Regions from separate parts of the Homo sapiens genome. Here region 2 is linked to region 1. Evidence: chromatin contacts called from ENCODE Hi-C or POLR2A ChIA-PET data. All regions are on one chromosome and are shown on one strand. The core of a region is the stretch at or near the end of the contact, and the rest is flanking DNA. Distances in the headings are between cores, read along the strand shown.

Region 1 (3,913 bases), core at 392-2,891:
GTAATGATTTGGCTGGGCTCAGTGGCTCACGCCTATAATCCCAACACTTTGGGAGGCCGTAGTGGGAGGATTGGTTTATCCCAGGAGTTCAAGACTAGCCTGGGCAACACAGGGAGAACTGTCTGTACAAAAAAATAAATAAATTGGCCAGGCATGGTGGTACACACTTGTGGTCCTAGCTTCTCAGGAGGCTGAGGTGGCAGTATTGCTTGAGCCCAGGAGATCAAGGCTGCAGTGAGCCATGATGGTGCCACTGCACCCCAAGTTGGGTGACAGAGCAAGAGTCTGCTAAAAAAAAAATTATTTAAAAAATGGCCTTGGGTACTTTTTTTTGAGCTAGTTGTTCTGCAAGGTGTAGCTCTCTTGCACCTATTCAGGTCCTGAGCCCAGTGGCATGGCAAACACTCTCTGTGTTCCAGAACCAGGAGCACCCAGATTTCCTAGCCAATTAAGAGCTCTCAGCTTTGGGTCTGTCTGATGAGCTGACTTGAGACAAAGATCTTCTGTTTCTAGGAGGACATGGGTTCTAGGTCTCTGTGTATAAGTTGGATGTTATGTTTGCTTTGAGTGTGTTTGATGTGGTCCTGCAGTGTGTGTGCTGTGATTTATTTGTAAGAATTTTTGGACTAATAGTCTTCCCAGCCAGGTGTGGTGGTTCACACCTATAATCCTAGCACTTTAGGAGGCTAAGGGGGGCTAATTGAGCTCAGGAGTTTGAGACCAGCCTGGGCAACATGGTGAAACCCTGTCTCTGCAAAAAATACAAAAATTAGCCGGGTGTGGTGGTGCACCTGTAGTTCCAGCTACTCAGGAGGCTGAGGCAGGAGGACTGCTTGAACCTGGGAGGTCGAGGCTGCAGTAAGCCGAGATCGTGCCAGTGCACTCCGGCCTGGTTGATAAAGTGAGGCCCTGTCAAAAAAAAAAATCTGTTTCCACCATTAGACTGTAATCTCTATGAGGGCAGGGACCCTGTCATTTCTTTGCTCACCAGTTTTATCCCTAATGCTTGGCTCATAGTTAGAGCTCAGTATATATTTATTGAAATAATAATTGTGTACTATCTGTGTCTATGTGTATTTTAGTAGCTACAATTTGTTTGTGAGGCTGAGGTGACAGACAGCTGGTGTTCTCCGAAAATGAGAATCGTCCGAATGATGTATATGATATATCTATGTCTACGTGTTAGTGTTCCGGTTGTGTTTTATGCACGTAATCTGGGAATTTGTGGAGGCACTTCAGAAAATATCAAACACCCACAGTATATCAGATCCTGAGTTACGCCCGGGGCAAAAACGACTTCTTCTGCCTGTCCTGCTAACTTTGGGGAGGATCTGGAGGTGAGATTTTTAAACAGGGTAGAAATTATTTATTTTTATTTTGTATATTAAGAAAAAAAATTACTTTTTGGAGGCCTTCCGGCAAAAACCAGAAAGCCTGCTAGGCAAATTCTAAAAAAGCTGTAACACTAGGGTAGAAATTATTGATGCCAAGTTTACACAAAAGTGGCGAGGGCGATGCTAGGGCAGGGGGCGGAGCCCCGCTCCAGAAGCTACGCCCCGGGGCGCCATTATTTTTTCATTCCGGAACCTTTTATCCCCCTCCCGACCATGTTTTCCTCCGGTCTCTTTTGGGCAACGAGCACTTCCGGAATCTCTCGGCGTGTGAGCTTGGTTGTCCTACCAAAGCCAGCGTTTCGGCTCGCGTGCGCCGGCCTAGTTTGCTCGCGTCCTCACGCGCTTTGGGTTTCCCGGTCTCATGGCCGGCCTGACCTTATTTGTGGGCCGCCTCCCGCCCTCGGCCCGCAGTGAGCAGCTGGAGGAACTGTTCAGTCAGGTGGGGCCGGTGAAGCAGTGCTTCGTGGTGACTGAAAAAGGTAGGGGCGGGGCGGTCGAGGATAGGGCTGGGGTTTCCTGCGATCGAGGGCACCTTCCCAAACTTCAGGGAGCCGTATCATTCTTTACCCTCCCCGAAGAGAAGGGACAGGGAACTGAGTTTCTTTTCCAAACTGATTCTGCTTTAGATGCGTTCATAGGAGTCAGTTTATGAAGGGCAAAGCATTCCCTTACGTTTCTATAGCGCTTTCTGTTGATTATGCGCGCTAAAAATGAAAATAGTTAACTAGAGCATCAGTAAGACTTATTGAGAGTCACCTGATTGGCAGGTACAGTGATCAGTTTGATACAGGTTATCTCATTTAATTTTCTCAGCAATCTTACCGGATGGAGAGTCTTAATGTCATTTTACAGACAGGAATCCGGGATTTAGGGGAATTTAGTAACTTTAAGTTTGTACGGCTGTTAAGTAGTGGACCCCCGATTTGATCCTCAGACCTGGACATCTTAGCCAGGATGCTATCCACTTGTTCATTCATTTATTCAGCAAATACTTAATACCTACTGTGTGCCAGGAAGTGTTGTAGGTCCTGGGGATGCAGCAGTGCACAACACCAAACCAAAAAAATCTTTGATTTTATGTCTTCAAGGTGGGGAAGAGAGCCAATAAACGAGCCAATAAACAAGCCAACCGTGAAAATGATGTCAAATGCTAAGGAGAAAAATAAGCCAGGGAAAGGGGTTAGGAAGTCTATGTGCATGTGTATAGTGGGGAGAGGGGGTGAAGAGTGGCAATATAGATAGGGTGGCCAGAGAAGGACGGACTGAGGTGAGAGAGTGAACACATGCCTCTCCGGAGGAAGAACAATTCAGGAAGAGAAAACAGCAAGCTCAAAGGTACTGAAACAGAGGTGTTTTTGGTATATTGGAGGAGTAGTAAGGAGGACAGGGTGACTGGATTGAAGTGAGTAAAGGGAAGAGAATTAGGAGATGAGATCTAGAGTAGCAGATCATGTAAGATTTTTTTTTTTTTTTAAAGACTGCGTCTTGCTCTGTCGCCCAGGCGGGAGTGCAGTGCCACGATCTCCGCTCACTGCAACCTCTGCCTCCTGGTTCAACCCATTCTCCTGCCTCAGCCTCCCAAGTAGCTGGGATTACAGGCGAGTGTCACTACACCTGGCTAATTTTTGTATTTTTAGTAGAGACGGGGTTTCGCTATGTTGGCCAGGGTTGTCTGGAACTCGAGACCTCAGGTGATCCGCCCGCCTCATGTAGGATGTTATAGACCATTGCAAGGACTTTGGCTTTTACTCAGAGATAGGAAGCCACTGATTTTAAGCAGAGAGCAGTAAGTGTGATCTGGCATTCGTTTTGAAAGATTCTCTCTCTGGCTGGTGTGTTGCCAATAGACTGTTGGAGAATAGGACAAAAGCTTATGTACTTAAAATAGGGACCGAAAGTCCTGTACAGTAATGTTTATTAAACTGCAGATTATTACCTATTAGTGGGTCTTGAGTGGGTCATGACTAGAGTTTGTTTTGTTGTGTTTTAGAAACAGGGTCTTGCTCTGTCAACCCTGTTGACAGTTGGAGTGCAGTGGTGCGATCACAGCTCAATGTAACCTTAAACTCCTGGGCTCAAGCAATCCTCCTACTTCAGCCTCCCAAGTAGCTATGACTACAGACGTGCTTCACCATGCCTGGCCAATTTTTGAATATTTTTTGTAGAGACAGGGTCTCACTACGTTGTCCAGGCTGGTTTCAAATGATCCTCCTGCCTTGGCCTCCCAAAGCACTGGGATTACAGGCATGTGCCACCACGCCTGGCCTAGAGTTCTTAAAAAATTAAATAGTATAGGAGTACGTCCATATATGGTAAAGGATAAGTATTTGTAAAACTTTTAAGTTTTAAATAAAGAATATATGTATGTACTGGGTTCCAGTGTAAGTAGCATTCCGTACCCAGGTGGTTGTATTCCAGGGAAGAATAGGCCATTGAATGGGAGTTCTCCTTTGAGTCCTCAGAATATAGGCTACATGCAATCTTACCTTACACCTTGTGTACTTGGTCTAAATCCTTAA
Region 2 (4,107 bases), core at 745-3,244, 1.1 Mb before region 1:
CTGCAAAGTACTGGCAAAAGCAAAGGACTGTACTCTCAGAGCCTTTGCCTGAAGAAGACTTGACAGGTGGGGAACAGATTGCAACTTTAGAAGGGAGACCCAGGCAGAGACTTTTATTCCCCCCATAGAACATATCATTCTGAAATTATTTTATTTATTTACTCACAATTTGTCTCCCCATGGGCGAAGACCCTATCTTGTTCACTGATATATCCCTGGCACCTAAAACAGTGGCTGGCAGAAAGTCCTCGATAAATAATTGTTGAATTAATGAATGGCTCATCTCCCCAAAAAAACATTTGAACGAGAACAATGTCTCTGTGGGGGAAGGAGGTACAGGGTGCCCTAAAAGACCAGACTCATCTTGAAGTAGGGAGGGAGATGATGTGGCGGGTATCATCTAGCAAGACAGGAGGGCTGAGCTCTCTGCCTCTGCAAGGTGGTGACTTTGGGCCAGTCTTTTCATCTCCATTTCTACCTTGAAAAAAAATGAATGGATTCCTCCTACTCTACCTACATCAAAATGTAAAGCATACATGAAATCACTTTGGAAACTGAAATGCTATTCAAATGGTAAGGCAAGGTCTGGGATGCCAAAAACCTGGTTTCTAGTACCAGCTCTGCCACTTGATGATGATGATGATGATGATGATAGCAATATACTAAGAGTTACTATGTACTGACTAATTACATGCATTGTGCCTGCACTGTGCCAAACATTTTATAGTCAATTATCTCATTTTGACTTTATCACAACCTTCTGAGGTAGGCAGTGTTAATCTCATCTTACAGATGAAGAAACTGGAGCTCAGAGAGGTTCCGTAATGTGCCGAAAATCACACAGGTAGTAAATGATAGGGCTAGGAGTCAAAACCTGGTCTGACTACTCCAAAGTCTGGTGTTCTTGACCACCAACTATGCCAGATGTCTGATCTTGGGCAAGTCACTCCTCTTTTTTTTAGGTCTGTAAAATGAAAGGGTTATACCAGATGATATCTGCAGACCCTGCCACATCTGATATTTTGTCGTCTATTCTGATCCCCGCTCAGATCCAACTGATGGGAACTGCCTCAATGAGGGGATAGGGAAGTGATAATAATTCAACGCTTTCATCTTCATAGATAGGGTTTCTTTTTTCAGGAGAGGAGGAAGAGATCGAAATATTCACACTCCTATCTGTATCCTGCGACTGCTCCCTCCAGATAGCCACTCCAGGACTGCCCCTGCCTGAATCCCGTCTCGCTCAGCCCTCACAGGCAGGGGCCTGATGTCCGCGGAAGGCGCTCCCGAAACGGCCTAAGACTTACGGGGGGAAGGGGACGGGCAGGGAACGGGCAGAAGTCCCTCGGCTGGCCCAGGGGCCCGCCGCAGGCAGCCTGGGAGGGGGACTGCGGTTGCCCCACTCGCCAATCCTGCTTTCCTGCGGCTGAGCTCCAGCCTCCCACCCCTCAAGCCAGTCACTTAACCTCTCCGCTCCTGTTCCCCCGTCTATAAACTGGGATCGGAATTTCTGCTTCAGGGGGCTGCAGCGATTAAGTGAGATAAATATTTGGAAAGTATCTGGTCCGCTCAATACCGCGCTCATCTTCGCGCAGCGGGGGAAAGCCAGAGGGCTAGAAAGCCCCCAACCCGCGGCAGGAGACGGGCGGACACTGGTCCGGGCCAAAGAGCCCAGAGTTCAGCCGCTAGGACCCCGCAGGCGCCCACTGCGCGGGGCTGATCGAGCGCGCCGAGGGCTCCGGGGCCGAGGCCGAATCACCTCAGCCGCCGCTTCCCGCCGGCGGGCGTCTCCGGGCCCCAGCCGAAGCTTTCCGGGCTCCTCACCTCTGACTCCCGCCGCTGGCTTCGGAACGCTTCGCGGCCCTTGGGCGCCGCCTGCTTCCCTTTGCCGCCGCCGTTGCCATTGCCATTTGCGGGCGGGCCCCCGGTCCCAGGCGCGGCGGGGTCCTCCATGCTGCTGGTCAGCGGCTCCCCTCAGGGTTCAGCTCGCTTTGCCGGAGGCGACCCTACCGCCGCGCGCCGGGAGCCAGGCCCCGCCCCCTCCACCTCTATTGGTTACGGCAGCTCGCCGCAACCCCGCCCCGCGAGGCGATTGGCTGCTCGACCGGCCGGAGCGGGACTCGAGGAGGTGGGGGCTCAATGAAGAGATTTTTGAGGGGATCTTTTTAGTCCTGCGGCATTGCTGGCGGACGGAGACTCCTAGGTTAGCTACAGGCTCCACACCTCGCGAAAGCTGGGCCTTGAGATCAGGCGGGTTATCTCTGTGCTCCTCACTCGGTGTCTCTCAGCTCTCACCCCCGTCCCTGTAGCGACCTTTTCCGGAGCTCTAGTCTCCGCCTACTGCTCCACAGCAGTCTCCGTTTCCCTGTTACCACCGACCCGGCCCCCCATATCCCGGCTCCTGCACACGTCCCATATCCCGCTTAGTCTCAGGGGAGGGATGGCACCGCCAGGTGGCCAGGGACATCGCCCGAAACGAGGGACTCGCTGTCTCTGGAAGCTGAGAATTCTCAGCGTTTTTCTGAAGAGAACGCATCTCGCCCGGAGCTAGGGCTTGGCTGGGAGACTGGAGGTCTAAGGGTGGGATGGGGGAGTTTTTCCATCACTGAAATTGGTGGTGCCCTCGAGGGCTGCTCCTGTCATCTGCCCTTCTCTGCTGTAGGGGGCCTCTTCCTCATGGTGTGTAAATGTTGAGGGTAGAGCAAGCCCCCACCCTCACCTGCTCGCCAGTCCTTTCTTTCCTTCCTCTCTCTTAGATGCTTCCTAAGGGCTCATTGTTACTGGGGGCAAAAGAGGCTGTTTGATCTGCCCTCTCCTGAATTTAAAAAGTAGCTTGTAGTAAATATTTAGACAGTCTGGCTTGGTAATAGAAGCCCCAAAGACGTAGGCTCAGGGGAACAGGTGGGACCAAATCGCTGTCCCCAGCCTGGTTGCTTTAGGAAGGGTCTGGGGGATTGTTGAACTGAGCTTGGTGCCAGGCACTGCAGTAAGCGCTTTCCAAATATCACATCATACCTCTCCCCGACAGGGTGTTTTTACGAATCCAATGTTACTGATGAAGAAACCGGCACTTGCAGATTCCTCCCTGCGGTTTCCAAGGTATCATATTCTATCTTGTCTCAGGGTCTTGCCTATGCTGTTCTCTGGAGGAGACTGTCTTCTGTTCTCCTGGTTGATTCCTTTTCTCTCATAAAGATTCTAGTTAGTTGTCACCTCCTCCTCCTCCACAAAGCTTTCCTTTTAGCCCTCAACTCATTCAGGTTGTGTTGGTGTCAAACCAGTTCTGCCTAGATCCAAAATCCTAACATTTTCCACGATATACCCAAAGCAAAGGGCCTAGAGGAATTACTCCACCTTCCCATACCTTAGGGACAACCCTGTCCCTTTCTTAACATCTCTCTCTCTCTCTCACTTTTCCCTTTGCCAGTTCATAGGCGACAGAACAAGGCAAGTTTGAGAGCACTCTTTGGAGCTTTTTGGGTTTTCTCACCCTGGTCCAATATCTCCTTACTGTACCTTCACATCTTCCTTTTCCTCTTCCAGTCCCACTCCTCTCCCCACCCACATATAGGCTCCTAGCGAGTAAGACCAAATTTAGCTCATTTTTGTATGCCCCTAATTTATGTACGTTTAACGCAGCGTTTCACAGTCTCTGTACTATTGACAATTGGGGCTGAATATTTATTGTAGGGGGCTGTCCTGTGCATCGTAGGATGCTTAGCAGAATACCTGGCCTCTCTTCACTAGATGCCAGTAGTATCCTCCCGCTAGTGCGACAACCAAAAATGTCTCGGGGCGGGGGGCTGGGTGTGGGGGGTGGGGAGTGTGGCGTTTACAGAACTGAATTGATATGAATTTCCAAGAAAGTCCCTGGCTCAAGGCCTGAACTACTTGACTTTGGATTTTTTTCAGGGTATAATTTGTTAAACTCTTAAAAATTTACACCCTGCTTTAAAGTTCACAACCCACGCCTTGCTCATCACTGCTTCAGTGTGGTAAACCTGCCACAGCACAGCCCATTGGGATTTCTTAATAGAAAGAATTCATTATTCTATCTCTCTTCTTCCCAGTACTTCTCCTCCTAAGTAGTCAGAGCCCTAAGGTTAA

The links. Hi-C counts contacts between places; a loop is a spot of excess contacts on that map. ChIA-PET counts read pairs that join two places held with the same protein, here RNA polymerase II (POLR2A). Pooled maps may share reads with other maps.
Region 2: a loop to region 1 is called in a pooled map, with 6 times the contacts of the local background. The contact joins the promoter of STRIP2 here to the promoter of RBM28 in region 1. A Hi-C loop is called at or near these places in 1 of 168 maps with a recorded cell type or tissue (CD8-positive, alpha-beta T cell) and 5 of 50 pooled maps. POLR2A ChIA-PET finds 5 or more read pairs at or near these places in 1 of 52 experiments (naive thymus-derived CD8-positive, alpha-beta T cell).

Annotation. Positions count from the first base shown.
Region 1 is chr7:128,341,636-128,345,548 of GRCh38, reverse strand. RBM28 (RNA binding motif protein 28) reads left to right here and starts at 1,641. Exons shown (of 19, transcript NM_018077.3): 1 at 1,641-1,873. The coding sequence starts at 1,756. It also overlaps the pseudogene RNU7-27P. RefSeq lists an enhancer at 1,501-1,700.
Region 2 is chr7:129,432,319-129,436,425 of GRCh38, reverse strand. It overlaps STRIP2 (striatin interacting protein 2), which reads right to left and starts at 1,994. Exons shown (of 21, transcript NM_020704.3): 1 at 1,825-1,994. The coding sequence starts at 1,953. RefSeq lists a silencer at 1,635-2,114.